Regions from separate parts of the Mus musculus genome. Here regions 2 and 3 are each linked to region 1. Evidence: chromatin loops called from intact Hi-C (ENCODE). Cell type or tissue: heart. All regions are shown on one strand. Each heading gives the region's core, and the rest is flanking DNA. Links, peaks and the distances in the headings are about the cores only.

Evidence for each region. Hi-C counts contacts between places; a loop is a spot of excess contacts. Peaks named below come from ENCODE experiments on the same cell type or tissue, not always from the same donor. Only the 100,000 strongest peaks of a DNase experiment are listed, where the experiment ranks them.
Region 2: it touches region 1 in a loop (3-fold over the local background); 3 of 42 quality-filtered maps call a loop at or near these places.
Region 3: it touches region 1 in a loop (7-fold over the local background); 2 of 42 quality-filtered maps call a loop at or near these places.

Annotation. Positions count from the first base shown.
Region 1 is chr15:58,072,245-58,080,333 of GRCm38, forward strand. Zhx1 (zinc fingers and homeoboxes 1) reads right to left here and starts at 4,264. Exons shown (of 4, transcript NM_009572.4): 1 at 3,913-4,264. In heart, for the core only: no CTCF peak of the experiment used is centred there; DNase peaks (open chromatin) are centred at 4,027 and 4,497; H3K4me3 peaks cover 2,848 bases; H3K27ac peaks cover 2,163 bases.
Region 2 is chr15:57,889,361-57,895,904 of GRCm38, forward strand. It overlaps Derl1 (Der1-like domain family, member 1), which reads right to left and starts at 3,058. Exons shown (of 8, transcript NM_024207.4): 1 at 2,783-3,058. The coding sequence starts at 2,935. In heart, for the core only: a CTCF peak has its summit at 2,991; a DNase peak (open chromatin) is centred at 3,171; H3K4me3 peaks cover 2,661 bases; H3K27ac peaks cover 1,609 bases.
Region 3 is chr15:58,211,177-58,217,720 of GRCm38, forward strand. Fbxo32 (F-box protein 32) reads right to left here and starts at 3,716. Exons shown (of 9, transcript NM_026346.3): 1 at 3,320-3,716. The coding sequence starts at 3,435. In heart, for the core only: a CTCF peak has its summit at 4,184; DNase peaks (open chromatin) are centred at 405, 2,825, 3,845 and 4,005; H3K4me3 peaks cover 4,921 bases; H3K27ac peaks cover 4,875 bases.

The DNA.
Region 1 (8,089 bases), core at 1,673-6,672:
ATATGAATTTTTTAATTCTAAATTTAAAAACTGAAAATGAAAACCCAACAAAAATAATTTCTCAGGGCTATTGTTAATAGAGGACTCACATAGAATGCAAGGCCTTAGGGACTCAGTTCCCAGCACAACATAAACTGGCCCTCAGAGCACAATGGTAACCCTAGATTTTTTTCAGTAGGTTGGGTTAGGAAGAGCAGTTCAATTACCTCCTTGGCTACATAAGGAGCTTGAGTCAGCCTGGGCTACATGAGACCCTCTCCAAAACAAAACAAAACAAAACTATTCAAACTTAGCTATGTGTTTATAATTATAGTACTCAGGAGAAGGAGACAGAGGCGGGAGGATTGAAAGTTCCAGGCCAGTCTGAGCTATATAGCAAGGATAGGACTTAAAAACACACATAAACAAACATTTATTCAGCTGACCTCCTTGAACAAAAGTCATTCTGAAACTGCCAATATATATTTGTTTTCTAAAATGTATCATTGTACTTGTTTAGGCCAAAGGTACATATCAGTTAAACATCTGTGTGTATATGTGTGTCTCTTCATGGCACATACATTGAAGAACACAGATGATATAAAATGACAAGATTAGCCCTAGACTCATTCTGTTGAACCAGGCTGGCCTTGAACTCAGAGATTCACCTGCCACTGTCTCCCAAAAGCTGAGACTAAATACATGTGCCACCACTGCCAGGCTGAATATCTTTTAAGAACATGACCAAGATCTGGAGAGAGGCTCAGTCCTTAAAAGTATTGGCTGTCCTTCCAGAGGAGAGAGGACCTGGGTTCAATTCCCAGCACCAACATGAAGGCTCACATCTGCCTATACCTCCAGTTCCACGGGATCCAGCCACCTCCTCTGCCCTCTGAGGGCACTGCATATCACGGTGCACAGATATACATGTAGACAAAATGCCCAAACACAAGCAATATTATAACTTTTTAAAAAGAGTGCATGAAAGTAGGGTCTGGAGAGATGGCTCAGCAGTTAAGAGCACTGGCTATTCTTCCACAGGTCCTGAGTTCAATTCCCAGCCCCCACATGGTGGCTCATGGCCATCTATAAAGGAATCTGATGCCCTCTTCTGTCATGCAGGTGCACATGTAGTAGAGCACTTATAAATAAATAAACTTTTAAAAAAAGAGTGCATGACAGTAAAAGAGAAAATACCTCATCACATCACTTTTCCATATGAGTGTGAATTAAACAAAACAGGAACTCTTTGAAACAAGCCTCCATGTGTATGCTATCAACTACATTAGTAAGACAGCAAACCTCTGCTCCTTTTCAGCAAAACCAAGAATCCTGAAAGGTAAAACCACTGTGACATCTTTCGTGTCCTACCCTCAAGCCAAGCAAGTTCAGATGCTTGGAGACGAAGCTACCGATGAGCATCTTCTACACAGACACATTTATGTTTTCAGCCTTAGCATATTTTCAAACCATCTGGTATCTATGTATGCCTCTCTGGTTTGCCAGACTAATCTGTTCAGAAGTGAGTATAACACTAGAGCTATATGCACTGTGGGAAAAGCAAAGAACAGCACATAGTTAAAGTTGGTGTTCCAAATGCTGAGCTATAAGCTGGTTATACCTGACCTGTATGTTTAAAGCATCTCTACCAAAAACATTAAGCTCTTTTGAGAATGTACAAATGGCTCAGGACTGTCATAAGTTACGGAAGTCACTAGGACTCTTGGAGTTTATTTTTTCTCATTTTGTTTGTTTGTTTGTTTCGAGACAGGGTTTCTCTGTGTAGCCCTGGCTGTCCTGGAATTCACTTTTTTAGACCAGGTTGGCCTCGAACTCAGAAATCCGCCTGCCTCTGCCTCCCAAGTGCTAGGATTAAAGGCATGTGCCATCATGCCCGGCTTTTTTCTCATTTTAATCTAAGCAGTCAAATAAAACATATCAAGAGGTAGTTCTATAAAAAAAATCATTGATAAATAAAATACTATAAATTCTATATTAACAAAAATGCCTAAGGGTCAGTGAGGTGTTTGGTCAGTAAAAACATTTACCACCAAGCCTGACAACCTGAGTCTGCTACCCAGAACTCCTGAAAGTTGTCGTCTGACCTCCACATGCAGGCAGTGGGATGTGCACATAACTGCACTCAAACACAAATAAACAAAAATGTAAAAAATTAGTATCTAAGATTGAGATGGTGGTACACACTTGTAATCCCAGCACTGACAAGGAAGAGGCAGGAGGACTGCCATGGCATCAAGGCCAGACTAGGCTATGTTTTGAAACTTCAATTCAAAACAAAATCTAAGATTATGCATTTTACTTTGCCTAAAATTAGTCTGTATACTTTTAAAATGCTTGGAGGATGGAGAGAGAAACTAAGATAAAAAATATTCATGAATGTCCTTTTCCTTATATGCCCTGTTACCCAACTACTGTCCCTGGCAGCACTCAGCCTTTCTTTCCTTCGCTTAAAATCTGGAATCAGAATTGCTTCTTTAGAAATAATCTATGTGCCAGTAGCCTTGTTTGAACAAACTTCTATTAATCCCCACTGCCAGTTTGAAATAATGACTTTTTCAAGGCATTTTAAAAAGAAACAGGTAATTACTACTGCATACAAATTAAAGTGTTAGGACAAAGACTTCTGAAATACAATGACCAGCACCACAAATAGAAAGGTGTACTTGTGTACCCCACAATACACAGTCTTTTCCTGGGGAAGGAGTGGTCCTTCCGGATTTTCATTTGCCATAATATTAATCTCCGAGAGAATTGCTTCTTCGAATTGCATGGAATCCCACCCTAAAAATGTCACAACTTCTCAATCGGCCTTTCTCATAATTTCCTCCTAAATTTTATCTCTTCTTGGTTTGTTTTGGTCTTGTCTTTTAGAGAAGGGTTAGTGACAGAAAAGTACTGTGAGCATTCCTACTTTATCTATGCTTCTTCTCTACATTCAGTTTTCCAATTGCTTTGCCCAGAGTAAGCTAAGGATAGCAAACAGAATCTTATTCTTCCGTTTGGTTCGTTTCTTACTGGTACCTTTGGAGTACCGAAACAAAGAATTCTAAGTCCCTCTCTTGGAACTTCGGTGTAAATACACAAGAAATGAGTCAGGGCTCGGCTTTCCTGCCATCAGACCCCAGTCCTTTTTATTCCCTCCTAGCCAATTCCCTTTAAGCCCCAAGGCTTGGAGTTTCCTCTGGTCCATCGCTCTCCCAAGTCTGCACTCCCGCTCCACTACCTAAGCAGAGACAAGTGTGTTTCCACCCTCTTTAATGAACTTCTCCCCTAAAAGCCTGCTCTTCCTCAAAATATACTTCGCACTATACTTCTTGGGGATGCAACTCCTGAGTCTTCTCTGCTGAGGTTTCCCGTTGCTCCGACCCCAAAGCCAGTGCGCTACAGTCCAGCCGGAGATCCTTGGCTGACTCTTCAGAGGGGGGCTGCGCCGTGTCCCCACGAGGTGGCCTCACGCCTCCGGAGGCCCAACGCTGGAGATCTTCCCCAGGACCCGCACGGTAGTTAGGGTCCGCTGTCCCAGAGACGTCCTTCCCCCCAGGGAGACCGGCTCCCCATCCCCTCTGCGCCCCCAAGTTACTCAGTGCTCTCCCAACCAAGGCGCTGGGGCTTTCCCTCCAAACCCTCCACCCAGAGCTCCGTCCTCGCTCTGACAACCCCCGAGAGAATCCGGGAGCTGCGACTCCGTCCGCCCCGCCGCGGGGCAGGCCCAGTTCCCCCCGGGTCCGATCTTGCGTGCCCCAGCACCGTGGGCTGGGTCCCGAAGAGGGGGGGGGTGTCTGTGTCCCGCTGCTGCCCCGTCCCGTGTCGCGCCAGCGCCCGCGCCTCTCGGCTTCCCTACCCGCCGCGAGTTCCTGCTCGGGTTCCACCCGCAACCGCGAGGCCCAGTCCCCAGCCCGCTCGCGCAGCTACCTGCAGGGGCCGCCTCGCCTCAGCGCCTCGCCGCCGCCATCTTGCATTTCAGAGCGACTGCACTTTTCAGGGAGTCAACTCTGACCCGTGAACCCTAACCCCGGAACCACTCGGAGGGCCCTCGCGCGAGGGGGCCCCCCACGGAGCTCTGCAGCCCGGCAGAAGCGCCGAGAGGCCAGGCCAGGGTGCGAGAGAGACTCCGCTCCCTGAACCCACAAGGGCCGCGAGGAGGAGCCAGCCGAGGCGGGGACGAGCCGGGCACCCCACTCGAGGACTCCGCCGCTCCTCTGGGATGCGACCCAGGCCGCTCCTCTAGAACCGGGCGCTGCGGGAGGTGTGCGCCGCCCCGCCCTCTGTCAGGGAGAGTCACGCCCCCTGTCAGGAGGGGGCCACGCCTCTGTCACTAGAAGCCACGCCCCGTCGCGAGAAGCTCCTCCTCCAGGGCCTGCGAGGCTCCGCCCCGTTCAAGCGATTGCTCGGCCAGCGGTCGTCAGAAGTCGGACCCCGCCTCCCGCGACCTCGGTCGCTTTCTTCCCTTGAAACTGCCTAGGTCCTCCGAAACCAACCCCATCTCTCCCGGAGCCGGCGTCCTAAGGCCCCGCCCCTCCCTAAGCCACGCCCACTGTCACTCTCGGCTCCTCCTTGGCAGCGCCCTCTGGATGCCAGCCGCGCCCCCACCCGCTGTCAACAGTCCCGCGCTCCTGTCAGCCGCTGCTCCGCCTCTTCCTAGCCCGAGTCCAGCAGGAGCCCCGTAGTTCCAGCTTTGGACGGGAAAAGTTAAGTGTGGCCCCACTTGGAGCCTCCCGCCTCTGCTTCCTGCTGCCGTCCCTCTTTCCCCGGAGAGCCACTGACTGAAGCCGAGCTCTCCGCAGTGGGCACCAGCCCCGCAGCGCGGCCAGCCGAGGACCTCAGCGTCTTCCCCACCTCTGCCCTTCAGCCCTCTCGTCATTGTTCCATTGAATATAACAAACGAGGGCGAAAGGAAACCACTCCGAGTGTTCGCTCCTGTACTCGCCGCTCCGGACGGACGTAAGAGAACTCTTTGGCGCCTGGATGTTTAGTCCCCACCCCCATTCCAGTCATGGACCCTTTTGTGTTTTGATAGCAGAGCTCCACCAAGCCACACCAGCCCGAAAATTTGCACTCTGCATTTACATGAAGGGAAGACCTGGCTGCTGATATCAACGTGCACAATATTTAGTTGCATCCTAAAATTCTAAAACTTGTGTATGCTGAGGCTTAATGGTCTCACCAGCAGAGGAACCCAACCCTGTCCCACTCTCGGCCCATTCTTAAAACAAAAATTAATAGCGCTCAAGCCCCTTGAAACTAAATTCAGAATGCAAACTACTTATACAAAGAATTTAAGAAATCAGTGTAGTTTTTAATAGAAAGTGGTTTAATGGAAAGTATTTATAATACAGTACTAACATCAGTAAAATAAAACAATGCATTCTCCACAATGTATTTAATACACAATGTGTTTAAATACACAATGTATTTATGTATCCCTCATAAGAAAAATACAAGACAAAAAGTTACACACACACACACCAGTTTATGCTCACCCCAAAGACAGTTCCAGGTCCACTGAGAATCCCAGTTTAGGATTTAACTCTGAACAAAGAAAATATTTTAAATTCAGATATTCAACCTTTTGTTCATGCATTCAACCATTTGCTTTTTGAGGACCACATGTGCCGGACACTAAAGGAGATGTAAAACTGAGTAAGGCCATCCTGTTGTCCGTTGGTATCTAAAAGGGATTGTTCTGGAACCCTCCATGATACCCAAATAGAGTGTTGTTCAAGTCCCTTAAATAAACTGGTATGGAATTTGCATATAATCTGTGCACATGCCCCGATGGAATTTACCTCATCTCTATTAGGATGATGTAGACACCAGGCAAAGAGCTGCTGTACTGTAACTGTTTAACATACCGAGACAAGAAAAAAAGTTGACTCGTTCAGCAGAGATGCATGATTTTTTTTTTCCTGAACATTTTGATCCACAGTTGGTTGAATCATAGATGTGGAAGCCATGGATCCGGAAGGCTCTGTTCTGTCTTCCAGGATCTTACAGACTAGATGCTAGGCAAAAACACATGCTCATAGAATACATCAAAGTGAAAATTGAGGAGAATCTGAAGTGGCTGAGGCATATGGACTTCGCTTTCTAGCTCTCTCTCTCTCTCTCTCTCTCTGTTTCCCTTTTCTTATTCCTCCTTTTTAGCACTAGTTTATAGTCTTATCCCTCTCTCTCTAAAGCAGCCAGCCTGTTTCACTCCCCAAAGCCTCCCAATTTAAGGTCACTCCCACAGGGCATTTCTGTCCAGGAAAACAATTTCAATAGCACAGTGCTGGGAACAGTATCCCTGGCTGAAGTGCTGCCAATTATCTGGCATCCTTGCACAAAGCAAGACTGTTACCAGCACTTGAGAGAGAGAGAGAGAGAGAGAGAGAGAGAGAGAGAGAGAGAGAGAGAGAACGTTGCAGACTTAAGCAATATGCATATATGTTTCCCATAGCAGATTGTGCCAGCCCACATAAATCTGTTTAGAGACCACGCTTACAGGGTAACTTGTTTCTATTAAAATAAACTCATTTATAAAAATTGTAAATATGACTGATTTTAACAGCTGCGCAGCTCCAGAAGTGAGTTTTAACCGCGGATTGGCACAGTGAGAAGCCTAGAGTTTTTATGCACAAACTTGGCGGCTTGTCATCCCCAGACGAGCATGACAAGACTTCAGCCCTGTTAGAGATGAGAAGTCGTTCAGTAGGGTTCTAAAAAGCACAGCGCTTTTGCTCTTCAGAGCCCACCCCACCTTTGGAACACTGAAGAGAGTGTTGGGAGAAAATGAAGCCCTTGGAATAAAAAGTGGTAAACGCCAGCCTGGTCTGAGGAACAGACTTCCAGCAGCTCTGTTTGTAGGCACGTCCCTCTGTTGTTCTTTTTCTTCTTTCTACCCTTGGGGGGGGGCAGTTTTTAAAACATGATACCATAAAACAGACCAAAAATACATCAAACTAAGACACTTTAAACATTTGACTATAGTTAGGGGAGCTTGAGAAATATGCCCTAATGGAAAGGTCCCACAATTCTCTGATGGCTAGTTCAGAGGGTGAACAACAACAACAAAAGATGATCATTCTAAATGTTGTTCCCCCAAACAAGCTTTCAAAGTCAGCTTTAGGACAAGTCCTTTCCTGTTCCTCTAACTGCACGTTCCATGTAAATAATAAACGTATGGTAATGGCTGGAGAAATGAGTACTGTGCTCCTCCTGACAGTTATAAAAATCCTCCCCCTGCCCCACTCCTTTCTCTAGCACAGAAGTATAGCTGGGAACCCAGGACAAGAAAATCTAACTTCTGCATATGGAGTTGAAGAGTAACATATTGTTAGGCTTTATAACTGAATCATGGTGCCACCTAGGTTGGTCTACCTATTAGGGTATAAATTTATTTCTACAAAAAAAAAAAAAAGTCTACACTAAACAGTCTGGAAAACACAAAACAGCAGTGTGTGTGTGTGTGTGTGTGTGTGTGTGTGTGTGTGTGTGTGTGTGTTTATCTCACTATGTAGCACAGCTGTCCTTGAACTCACTTTGTAAACTAGGCTGGCCTTGAGCTCACAGAGATGCAGCTGCTTCTGTCTCCTGAGTGCTGGAATTAAATGTGTATGCTACTACCCCTTGTTTCAAAAAGAATGACTTTTTAAAAAACATTATAGGCCTGGAGAGATGGCTCAGCAGTTAAGAGCACTGTCTGCTCTTCCAGAAGATCCTGAGTTCAATTCCCAGCAACCACATGGTGGCTCACAACCATCTGTAATAGAATCTGATGCCCCCTTCTGGCGTGTCTGAAGACAGCTGCAGTATACTCATATACATAAAATAAATAAGTCTTTAAAAATAAAAGGGCATTATAATAATACACATGAGAGCAAGAAAAAGAAGAAAGAAACTGCACTCCACATCACTTAATATGGTATTAAATCTCCTTTCTTAGCCAACTAATAATTTTTAATTTATTTATTCACTTAATTTACAACCCAATATTAGCCCTTCTTCTCCCCTCACACAAGTCCTCCCCCTATCCTACATTCCTCTCTGGGTGTCACCCCCTCATTCCCACTCTCTCACTCCCCAACCCCTGGTGCATCCTCTTCCACTG
Region 2 (6,544 bases), core at 1-5,000, 180 kb before region 1:
GGTTTCTACTAGGCTTGTTACAATCTGCACCTGAGGGGCTGGTGTATCCACACAAGGTGTGACACAAATGCTGTCTCCAGTGGGTTCCTGTTTGGTTTTGTTCAAACATTATTACATCTGTAGCTTATTAGAAAAGCTTTTGATGTTGGTTACTCTAGCAATCTGACTACACAAGTGAGCAAGATTTCACAAGGCTCAGAGAGTCAGTTTTGACCACGTTCTCATAAAATGATTTACAGCCAACGCTCCCCGTGCACTCACATTACCCAACATGCCACTGGGTACAAGGTTCACAACAGCACTCTGCCAAAACACATTTATTAACGCAATTATTTTCTTAACACATAACAACACTAAACAATTCAGGCTAAGCTTTAGACTCATGTTCTTACAACTGCTGCAGGAAGTCTCTACTGGGCTGCCTGGAAAACACCTCGAGATTTAACACTCATCAAAGCACACCATTAATCCACACTTCAAACCAAACCCAAGCCCTGCTAAGCATTCCCACACTCAGTAAAGTAAATGTGTATGTCTCTGAGTCCATCGCCCAGTGCTCCCGACACACTGACTTCACTCTGAGTGAGGAATCAACTTCCAGTGTTTTGTTCCAATCCCCCCAGGTGCCACGGGTGCTCTCAAATCAAAGGTGGAAGGCAGAGGATTTCCTGGCATGTGCAGTGCCCGAGGCTTGATCCTTAGTGCTACAGAAACTTAGACTGTTAGCCTCTTACCTTGAACTACAAGGCCCTCTACGACTCACCTGTGCTTTACAGCACAGACCCCAGGGTAACGCCCTGTCTTCATCTACCAGGCTTCCCACTTCACTTGGCTCTCTACTTGGTACCCGGTGTTCTTTCTATTCCCATTTTTTGCCTAGTTTCCCAGTTTACTATTAGTTCTTTCTGAAAGACTGGGTCCAAAAGCCAGACTCAAAGACATTTTCAAGTGTTCTCTTAGATTTTTCGGAAACACTGGTACCTTGAACGATGTCCTTAGCAGTATGCCTCCCTCTGTTTTTCTCATAGGATCAGGAACCTCTGTCCTATTTGCCGTTGTAGACAAGGGCCCAGCACATAGCAAGCTCCCAGAATGTCCACGAACTCAGGCAATACACAAGCAGATGCTATGTGCCCAGCACTCATCTAGGTTCTCAATGGGAAGTGAACTAGCAAATACCAGCAGGTGGCATGTCGCAAGAAAAAGGGAAGGGAAGGGAACAGTGAAGGAGGAACACTCTGATGGACAGCAATCAGAGAAGGCCTACAAGGGAAAATGGCATTTGGGCAGAGACCTGAAAGACACACATGAAAGTGAATGAGCCATGACTACCTTTTTCAGGGAGAGAAATAACATGTGCAAAGGTCCTGGGGTCAACTTAGGTACTGCAACAGCAAGCCCTGGCACGGACTTTACCCATCCCAGTTCACAGATATGGGAGGAGTCTCAGGAGACTGACAGGACATGATTTCTGTTCTCACACGATTGCCCCGGCTGCTCAGCAAGAACAGAAAGAGCAAAGCCGGCATGCTAACAGCTTTCGATGGAGAAAGGCCTGGATTCCGAATAGACAGCTGAGGCAGAATCAGCTGTCTAAGCTGACAGATTCTGGGGTGGGGAAAAGAAGTCAAGAGGCCATACAAGATGTGCATCTCGATGGCAGAGCACTCAGCTAGCACGTGCTATGCTCTGGGTTTGAGTCCCAGCACTAAACAGGAAACCCAAAAAAAGAACTCAGGGATGTCTCTATGACTGCTAAACCCCCCTAGCAAACACAGTTGCTATTTGCAAAGATGAAAGGGAGATTTGATTATATGTCTACTGGTCACCAGGTGGTGATTTCCACCACTACAATAAAGATACTCACATATCCGACAGTCTCCCATTCATGTGTTTATGCCCCTTGTATGATAAAGATCTAAGTCCAAGGGATGGACTACAGAGGATCCTATAACGGACTCCAAGAGCATATCCCAACATCTGGGTGAGGAAAATGAGAAATCAGCAAAGGAGACGAGAAAATAACATCCAGTGGAAAGTAGAAAGAGAAGGCTAAGGAATGTGTGGAAATCCAGATCTAATATAATCTGAGCGTCCCCTGATTAAATTTTTATATCACAGAATCAATAAAAATAACCTCTAGGAAACTAACATTCTTTGGCTTAGAATGATAATCTTGACTAATATCCTTAATGCTTAAGAAAATTAGTATCTCCCGTTTCCTGAGTAGTTTATTCATTCACTGGTAACATTTAACGGCTATATGCCAGGTGATCGGATAGGGCCCGTAGGAAATACAGATAAATTAATTCTTATTAATATCTGCCTTTACACCACTGCTTTAGGGAGGAGAGAGAAACTGTAAACACGCTAACAACCCACGCAGAATTATGTCAAGTAGACACCACTGATTAAGATGGCATCGCCACCCACGACATAGATAGAAGGAGGGAGGAAGACATTCAGGTAGGTGGGCCCAATTTGCCAACAGAATGGCAACTTACCTCTCACTTCAGAGTGCGGAAGGCGGGAAGTACAATCTTGCCAGACAGGTATTGTGAGTCACGTCCTAGCAGGCCAGTCCGCGACTCTAAATTATCTAAGCCTTAACACTCGACCCCAGGACCTCCCGGGACCCAAAGGACCCCAGCCTTAAACCCCTGGAGGCGGACGCACTACAGATCCCACCAGCCCCAGCGCGCCCCGCAGCCCGGCGAACCCGTTCCGTAGCCGCGGGGACACCTGGGGGCTGTAGTCTCCACCGCCCTACGCCAGCTACTACCTGGAAGCGATAGAGGAAGGCTTCGGGCCAGAGGAAGAAGTAGGCCGGGCTGATGATGCCGAGCTTGCCGATCAAGGGGACAGCAACGGTGGCAGCAAACCAGTAGCGCGTGATGGCCGGGATGCTCCTGAACCAGTCCCCGATGTCCGACATGGTCGCCCGTCAGGTGACCGGCTGCGCAGCGCCGCGCGTCCTCCCGTGCCCACCCCGCGCTCCGCGGCCGGCTTGGCCAGGGAAAGTGGAGGCGCAGCCGCTGTGCAGGAGGCGGAGACCGACGGACGTGGCGCCACCGAATTCGGACAAGCTAGGCAGCGATCACAAGAGAAACTTCCCCTTCCGGTGGCCGCGGTCCACGTGACCAGAAGTGTCCCGGCGGCTTAAAGGGCCAGTGCCGTTTTTGCAGCTCAGTACCGGGACTCGACGTCCTGGGGTGGGGCCAAGCAGGAGAGGCGGGGCGACGACGGCAAGGCTAGTAGGAAACAGTGGTTACCCAGAGCAACGGCCAGTCTTGCAAACCAATGGGGAAGCTACATGCCCTAGTTCTCCCCGGAGTTGTAATCGGAGTAGTGCCTCTTGAAGAGTATTTATTTAAAGGGAAAGGAAGAGATAGCGCATATAGTTCCTCATTTAGTCACAGCTTCAGGCAAATTTTTAGACACTGGGGATGCAGCTGCGGCTGTGAGCACGGTAGCGGTACCTGAACTTTGCAGTCTCAGGGTAGACAGAAAAGCAAATGAGTTATGAAGAAGAATTTCAGAGGATACGGGAAAAGATTAGGATGATGGGGGGGCTAGAGTGGCAGCGGAGGACTGGGAAATCTTGAGACGCATTTGAGACCGCATTTATAATTGGACATGATCTGGTTCATTGGGGGGCTTTAAATTAGAAATGAAGATGGTTGTTTTAAACAAATGGTGGAAAGATACCGATTTCACTAGAACTTTTATTCAGTTGCTGGTTTTTGTTGTTGTTGTTTTGGTTTGGTTTTGTTTTTTTGAAAATATGGTTTAGGATCAGTAAAACTTTCCGTAAAGAACATAGGTGTAAACTGACCTGTAGTAAACTAAGTATCTGAACTTACTGCAATCAAAGAGATTGCTCACCAAAGAACCCTGGACCCATTTCTCTAAACAAAATCCAAAATCATCATTATTGGATGGTGGAGGGAGAGGAACTGTCGGCCAAACTGGAAGAGGCAGTGCGTTGTAAACACAGAGCTGAGGTGTAACATAATTACCATCAGGTCTGGACAATAAGAAAAGAAACAGACTCGGTGTTCTCAGATCGGGAAAAAAAAATTCCTCAAACTTAAAAAATGTGAAATTTGGGCTCTGGAAAAAAAAATTATTTAACGTTGTAAAGGAATTGAAAATCTTAGGTCCAAGTGGCCCACGTGACTCACATCCTCCAGGCAAAGACGAGGTCCATGTGCATTTCCACATACTTTCCAGTGCTCCATTATTTCAAACACTCTAGAAACACTGGCGTTTATACTGTGACAAACCACTTCTTAGCAGTACCTAATGTTGTGAAAGTCACTTCATCTCTCTTTGGGGTCCTTGCCTTTAGAAGGACCTGGTAACTGGACGGTAGAGATGGCTCACATGGGAATGCACCTCAAAATGAGACATCCACATAAAAGCCTAGGAAGGAGTCCAAGGTAGATGTGGGGGAACAGGCAACCCCACACTCAGAAAGCTTGAGAGCAAGAGTTTCAGGACATCCCAAACTGCATAGCAAGATTCTGTCAAAAAAGCAGAAGGAAAGAAGAAGAAGAAGAAGAAGAAGAAGAAGAAGAAGAAGAAGAAGAAGAGGAGGAGGAGGAGGAGGAGGAGGAGGAGGAGGAGGCTGGGGAGATGGCTCAGCAGTTAAGAGCACTTTCTGCGCTGCAGAGGACCTGGGTTCTCTTCCTAGCACCCACATGGTGGTTCACAGTCACCCATAACTCTGGTTCCAAGGGATCTGACCTTACCTCAGTTCTGTAGGCACCAGGTACATGCATACACCATGTGCATGCATGCATGCAGGCAAGACACTCATATACATAGAAATCATTTTTACACCTTTTTTGAGATGAGGCTTTTCTGTGTAGTCTTTACTATTCTGGAACTTGTTCTGTAGATCAGACTGGCCACAAACTCACAAAAGGTCTGCCTACCTCTGCCTCCCAAGGGCTGAGATTAAAGGCAGTGCGCCATCATACCTGGCTTGATTTAAAAATAAATAAATAAAAATAAAAGCCCATTTCCTATTATTTCTATTTAAAAAAAAAACCCTGAAATTAGAAAAAAATTGGAGAGATGCCAACAGTCAAAGTCACAAGGCTGGCTAGAGCTGAAGCTCCATATTGTAGGCTCCCTAATGCTGACAGGCGGGGCCTAGTGACTCAAGCTGAGAGCCTGTCCCAACCATCATCCAGGAGCACTGTCCCCAGGGGATGCCCGAGACAGGATCACATATTTCTTTAAGAAGTTCACAGCATATTGGCAATAGGTAATTAATCCTCAGCATATTGGCAATATGTAATTAATCCTCCTGTTGAATAACAGGCCAGTTAGCCCCACCTTGCAAATGGAGATGCCATGGCAACAATCAGGACATCACTACCTCTCCCAGCAGAACCAGTCCTGCCTTTTAGTCACAGCTATGGGAAGTTTCCAAACCTTGACACTCTGGACTAGGAGATAAAGGGGCTGCCTCGCAATGTACTAAGTATGTGTTTATTACTCTTGATGTCTTTGTATGTGTGCACATATACTAACATACCCGTGTATGTATATGTGTGTTATAAAGTCAGTCTGTTAAAAAGCAACCTGAAGCTGGGCGTGGTGGCACACGCCTTTAATCCTAGCACTCGGGAGGCAGAGGCAGGAGGATTTCTGAGTTCGAGGCCAGCCTGGTCTACAGAGTGAGTTTCAGGACAGCCAGGGCTATACAGAGAAACCCTATCTCAAAAAAAAAAAAAAAAAAAAAAAAGAAACCAACCTGAATTCCATGCTTCCTTCTGTTGTTGGTTGTTTGTGTGGTGCAGACAATTCACTAACTAAGCTGATTCATCCCTCCCACCCACCCCCCAAAAACTAGTTCATTACCTGGTGCGTACACTGAGATGGTTTGCTTTAAGAACCTACCGTATACCAAGTTCTGCACTTGCACTTTGATAGTTCACCTTGCTTAACATAGTAATACCAATAGATGAGTACTATAATTATGCAAACTACAAAGCAGGCGAAAGTTCTCAAGGTCACTTCGAATGCTGAGATCACAATTGTCATCAAATCCATAGAGTTGGGCACAACAACTCTCCTTTATGAATCCAGCCATTAAGAGGCTGAAGCAGAAGGTTATGTGAGTTCAGGGCTAGCCTGGGCTACAGGGTGAAACCTAATCTCAAAAAATCTCAAAGTGCCAAGTTTGATAGTCTGAGTTGGGTATCTGCAACTCCATATGCTGGAAAGAGAGAACACCCACAGGTTGTCTTTTGTCACTGTTTGTCACATGTGTGTCATGGCAGACGCCACACACAGACGAACACAAGGAAATTTTTAAAATTTCAATACAAGATTGAAAAATCCACTTAAGTCTGGCTAAGGAGCCCATTTGTTTCACGGCTGTGCTTTGCCTGTGTGACAAATGGAAAGATTATAAAGTCCAAAGCCTCTGGTGGGTCCCAGTTGTGTTCTTCTTGGCAAAAGAACAGGAGGCAGCCAGTGCTTACCAGATGCATAAGCCAGACCACCTGAAACAAACTGTATGTAGAAA
Region 3 (6,544 bases), core at 1-5,000, 140 kb after region 1:
AGACAATAAGTAGGAAAACTGGTGCACAGACAGAGGAGGGCATGGGAAACAAGAGGTTTATTTCTTACTTCATTTGTAATTAAGAAAAAACACTTAAAACCATTTCCTGACCCAAAGCAGTTATTATTTAGCCCTGATTATGTCCAGTGAGATTTTTGATGCTCAAAGTCATATCTAGGTTGCCAAACTTGAAAAGGCTACTTCCTGGATTGCTTTGGGGAAACAGACTAGCGCAGGAGGCTTATTACAATAGTGCTCTGCACAGGGTTAAGTGCTTGTAAAAATATCTCTATTATTTTTCTTCAAGGTATCAAGGCCAACTTCCTCCTTCCTGGGCCAGCCTTAGCAACACACAGTATGTAACTCTGGAACGGGCGTTTAACAGCAGAAGTGCAGGCTTGGAGAAGAGAGCTGAGATTACTCATCTTGGAGTTGGGGCGGGGCAGGGGTGGTTGGGGAGGAGGCAGTGTTGGTCACCTCAACCATCACTTCCTTGAAGCATTCTTGGATGGCCCCAGCTTGTACAGTGTTCCTTCCTTGAAATCCTAGTTGTGCCTCACAAACCAACAGTCTCAACTTTTTGTTTGCTTTCGGAGATAGGGCTTCTCTGTGTAGCCCTGGCTGTCTTGGAACTTGCTCTGAGGACCAGGCTGGCCTTGAACTCAGATCCACCCCCCTCTCTCTGTCTCTGTGCCTCTGTTCTGGGATAAAAGGTGTGTACCATCACAGCTGGGCTCAGATGCAACTTTTTAAAGGGTCAGCTTTAAGCTTATCTAAATTCTTCTATGATCTCAGGAGGTTATTTGGCTATTCGGAGACTGCAACATTTGGCTGTTGGAGGGCAGGGCCCTCGACCACAGAGACAATGGCCAGCAGAGTCTATTTAACAGGTGTACTGTGCAGACAAGCCATGGCTTAAACAATAACCCCGAGAGAGTATGCCTTTATTCTTTACTCTTGCTGGGCAACTTTCAGGATTGTCCGTGGAATTAGAGAAGCCTCAATAGTTCAGTTTACAGTTCACCCACCCTCTTTTATAAAGGACCTGCCTTCTGTTTTCTTAGAACAAGAGAGGGCATTCAAGCTCACCTGTGCAGCCAGGCACTGGGCCCAAACCTTACATCACAGGAAAACCAAGACGGAAAACAGCGAGATACCCGAGATCACAAACCCAGACTCAGAAGGCCACTGCTTTTAAGAAGTTGGCAGACTCTTCTGCTGTGGAAGGAGGGGATTGTTTATGGTTGCTGGGGGAAAAAAATACCCTGCAAACAGTCAGCTGCTCTGCTGAGAGGCAGATGACCAAACCATTCCTCAACTGTGACTCAGCAAAGGACCACAGGTGGCCAGTGTATTGATCACTGCTGAGACCATGATGACTGAGAGTGACTGCTTCAGCTCCCAGGTGTGACCCACAAGAAAAGAAAGCGGATCAGGAAGGGACAAAAGGACAGGGTTTTGTTTTGTTTTCTGTATAGCCCTGGCTGTCCCAAAACTCAACTCTGTAGACCAGTCCTAGGCCTCAGACTCAGAGATCCAGCTGCCTCTGTCTCCCAAGTACTGGGATTAAAGGCGTGCGCCACCACCGGGCCTCAGAGGCAGATTTAACTTCTTCAGATATTTTGGAATAGGGAGAGTGAGGTGTCCTATTTCTGTCTCATGGAGCAAGGATGGAGTGAGCATCCAGATGAGATGGGGTCTCTCCAGTTTAGTTCCCAGCCTGCTGAAACACAGCGGGCTGTTATCCTATTTTACTAGGGGAAGTCAAGATAATGCAGTGGGCTGGACCCCTGCTGCGTCATCCTGGAAAGAAGCTAAGCTTTTTATACAGAAACAAAGAGCTGGGATGTTAGATTCAGGCTCCGAAGATGGATGGTTCCAAGGAGGAGAACGCTTCTGGTGCACCCCCTTCTCACTTAGTTGAGGAAAAAGTATTAGGTATAACCGTTAACTTCATTCGCTGGGAAACAGTCAGGTGACAATGGTTGGTAATTTATCTGATTTTCTGTGAGTAAGAGTTCTTTAGAGTGTTCTAAACTCCCCTGGGACTTGCAAAAAAAAAAAAAGGACCTAACACAAGGCTAATATATTTGATTCTCCTGGAAGGCCCTAAGTTCAGGGAACTGTTTCACCTCATTAGGAGACAAAGGGAATTCAAGCATTACAAATCACAAACAAATGGGAGGCCCTGGAGGTCCCACTGGTTTCTTGATAATTAATTACCAAACCTTTATTCAAGCAACCATTGGCAAATCTCACTCAGCGTCACCTGGCACACTCACAAAAGTCTCTGTTGAAGTCAGCTTAGGGATGCAGGTTGTGTGTGTGTGTGTGTGTGTGTGTGTGTGTGTGTTAATCAAAGGACAGTGGGAGGAGAGAGCACCGAAAGGTGACTTCAACTGCACCAGCGCCTCCAAACAAACTTCTGTCGGTTCCTCAGGTGTCTCAGGGAGTCAGCTGTCCAGGCTGGGGATTGATTCTTGACCTGATACTCTATGAGTGGGCACTTGTTCTGACCTCAGATTTCACTAGACAGCGGAGCTCAGGTGAAACTTCAAGTCTGGGTGGTCTTTCTGCAGCGGGCAGGCACCACTAAGGATGGGAGTGTGCTCACGGTATAAAGACCGAAAGGGCCACGGAGGAAACAGGTGCAAGTGTCTGGTCCTTCCTGAAGCAGAGCACTGTTCTTGCATTTCTTCCCTGCCTCCCTCCGCAGCCCCTAAGCGTTACCACAACGACCCACTCCGCAAGCTGTCCCGGGGCCCATCGGCTGCCCCTCCCAGTCACTTTTTTTTTTTCTCGGCCCACTCAGCCGTCGACTGCGCGTGGGAAGAGCCTTCAAGCACTCATGGCAGGGCCCGTCATCCGGCTTGTGACTACTACCGCTCTTGTACTCTTGGGGTCCTGTCATAGGACAGTGAAAGGCAAACAGCCAAGTCGCTAGCACCCACTTAAAACAGTGACTGCAATTGCGGGATCTAAAGGAAGAGTCCATGAGTTGTGCGCCTGTGTTCAAGTGTTTAGGGACATAATCCCCTATTGCCAGATTGAGGGATCCTGGGTTCTGTATGGGATCTTTTCTGCTGGGAGACACTGTCCTTGATCAGGAGGAGACACTAAATTACCCATCTCTCGGGTTCTGGCGACCTTTACCGAAATCCCGGCACCTCACTCCTGTCCCTTCAGTCGGAAGCCCCCTCTTTATTCTGGCCCAGACCTGCTTGCCCTCCTTCACCTGCCCCTGAGGTGTGCACTTCCCCCTCGTCCCCGACCAGCTAAAATCAGTTTTGTGGGGCTGGAAGTCGGCGAATGTCCTCACCTGCTGAGGTCGCTCACGAAGCTGCCGCTTTTCTCATCCAAGAAGCGCTTCCAGCCGTCCGCCGTCTTCACCCAGCTCTGGCCCGGGGACCGCCAGTCCTGCCCAAGGAACGGCATGGTACAGAGCGCGGACGCGACCGACGGACGGGACGGATTGACAGCCAGGAACCGGCCTGGCTTGCCCAGGGTATGCGGCGCGTTGGGAAGATGCTGGGGAACGACGCAGGCGGCGACCGGGACAAGAGTGGGTCAACTAGTGTGGAGGGCTGCGGATCCTGGGTGGGCGCGGGGATCCTTGCACTCACAGGGGCGCAGGCGTTGGGGAAGGTCGCCTCCTGACTCTGGGAATGCTGAGCGGCTGCCCGAGCGCAGTATTTATCCCGGGCCGCTGCCCCGTCTCTTTGTTGCCGGAAGAGCCGCCTGCTCTTAGCCCGCCCCCCCCCCCCCGCGCCCCGAGGCCACGTGGCTTTGTTTATAGGCTCGCCTTGTTTTCCGAGGCGCCCGCGGCTCTCGCTCTGCTCGCAGTTGCACAACCTTGCGTCCGTGGAAACTTGAAGCCGCATGGCCAGGCCAGATGTCCCGCTGACCCTCGGTGCCCTGGCACCTCTGCACCTCCCCTACTCCCCCATCAGGCGTAGCTGTCGCCACCAAGATCCTGGTCTTGCACTCGGCACTAGGTCCCCTCTACGGGTCCCGGACAAGCAGGGTGTAGCAAGGAAGCCTAGAGAGTTGGGAACTGTCAGTCCCAGAGGGTCTGGAAGCTGCGGGACCGATCTTTGCAGGCAGATCAGCCTTGGGGGAGGCCAGAACGTCTGGGGACGGGTAGGGGTGCATTCTTTGAACCTCTCTTACTGCCAGTACCGACTCCAGGCGCCAGGGTGTGCTAAGTGAAAGAGGGGACCCAGTGCGGTAGGGGCGGGGAGGGACTACCCCCACTCCTTCCGCCTTAAAGCTGTCATTTGATGCGTTTGCTGTCAAGCTCGACTACCCCAGTGGCAAAGGAAGGGGAAAGAAGAGGCCCCCGCAGCGTCCGGACCCCATGGCGTTGAAGTGAAGAGCTGAGACAGTCTTGGGTCCCACTCTGAGGGACTCTGGGCAAGCAGCGCTGGCGTCGAGGCGCCTGGCTCAGAACAAAGCCTCCAGGGTCGTGGAGTCAGGAAGGAGTCTCAGGCTACACTCGCTGCTCCAGTGCCCCAGGGTTGGGCTTTTTTGGCTGTGGAACCACAGGAACCCTTCTTTCTCTTCCTTTACGCAGAGTTCAATTCCTGGTGTTCTCTGATTTCTAGCTATAAAGTCCTCCTGGGTTTCACGGCCGCTTCAGAAAGGGAAGAGAGTCTGTTAAGAGCTTATCTCTCCTAACACGAGGGGGTGGCCAGTCTGTTTTTCAGGTGAAAGGCTGTGGGGTCCTCAGAGAGGGTTAAGTCCGTGATTACCTAGGGTCTTATGCTACTTCTCAACTCAGAGCGATCCTCCCTGTTATGCAGAACATAACTCCCTTTTAGTCTAGAGACATCTCAGCCCAGTGCCTTACCACCAGGCACAGAATTGGCCATTCATAACCATCCCATCTTCCTCCATCCTCTGAGAGAGTGTGCATTTGTGTGCCCGCGGTGGGCAGAGGTCAATGTCAGGTGTCTTCCTTGCTCACGTTTGTCCCTATTTATCTTTGGGTCAGACTCACTGAGCCTGGAGCTCTCTATTGTCTGTACTGGCAGGCCGATGAACCTCTGATTCTTTGGATTTTGTCTCCCAGCACCAGGATAAAGATATAGGTGCTTTAATGGGTTGGTTTGTTTGTTTGTTTGCATGGGTGCTGGGGGTCTGAGCTCAGGTCCTCAAGACTGTTCATCAAGCACTGTGTCCATGGAGACACTGTTAATCGTGATTTGCACGGGGAGGGGGTGGGCAATTCTACCACGTTGAGGCAAATTTGAAGCAAGCTTTAATTAAATACTGACCAGGATAAATTTTGGTCAGGACCACTCTCTGGAATTCCCAGCGTGGCGGCCCCTAGACATGTTTTACAGAGGCTTTGAAGGCCATTGTATTTTCCCAGGTGGCTTTGATATTTTCCAAGGACTACAACTCCCAGCATTCTAAGGAATTACCTAGTCCTTGTTCTTTGGCCGGTGGGGCTTGCAGGTTAATTTTTGGGTCTTATGATATCTCTCTACCAAATCAACTCACCAGTCTCTCCATAGGCAATTCTTGTGTGAATAAGTGACTACTGCTTTAGGGTGACTTCTGGCCTCCCATCATTACTAGTCAGACCTGGGAAGTCACATTCATCTGGACCTACGGTGGCACTGGGCAGAAGCAGAGAAATAAAAGCATGCTAGAGAATTAGCTTCCAGTTCTTTTCTTCCACAGCCCTGCCTCTGTAGCCAGTGGCAGTGTCTCTTCTACTGTGCCTTGAGGCTGGATAGGCCGAGGAACCGAGTGTGTCTTGTGGGTTCTGTGTTGCAAGGGGGAAGGAGATGTTTTTAATAAAGTCTGTCTTCAAGTAGCCAGGATTTTCTGAGTTTGGTTTCCCACCATAAATAATTTATTAGTGCAGCAATAATAAAAATGGCTTGTAAAAGGCCCGCAGAAGATCCCAAACAAATGTTAAAACACCAACCAGGCTAAGAGATGAGGCAATGCTGGGGCTGAGCTTTTTGGGGGGAGAGCTGATATCGGCAAGAGAATACAATTAAGGGATGCAGTTATTAAAGATGTAGGGGGCTCCTTCCAGGGAGAAACCACAGGGGTCCAGAAGACAGAGGATTTGAGTCCAATTCTACGAAAGCAGCTTGCGCTTTGGTGGATGAACAGCAAGAGGCTCCGGGTACTCAAGGCGATGTTGTCGGAGGCAGAGATGCCGGCCTTTCAGATCATTTAGAAAGTGAAGTAGTTGGGGGCTATTAGTGCCGTTTTTTCTCTTCCCTCTTTGTAGTAGGTATATGTAGCTACACTTTCGACCTGGCAACTTGCAGAGGAGTAGAGGACGCCTTGGGTAAATGTGTAAAGAGCAGATGAAATCTGAGTACATACTTTTGACATGTTGACAGGTATGCCCTGGGTCCAAGTGCATTAGACCCCTGGGAGTGGCAAAGCCGTCTCCAAATTTGACTCAGGAAATTGGCAAAATCTTGTTTGTTTGTTTGTTTGTTTATGTGCTGTGTAACAGTTTCCTCCAAGATTAAAACATTTCATCCTGCAGGGAAGGTTTTTTGTTTTGTTTTGT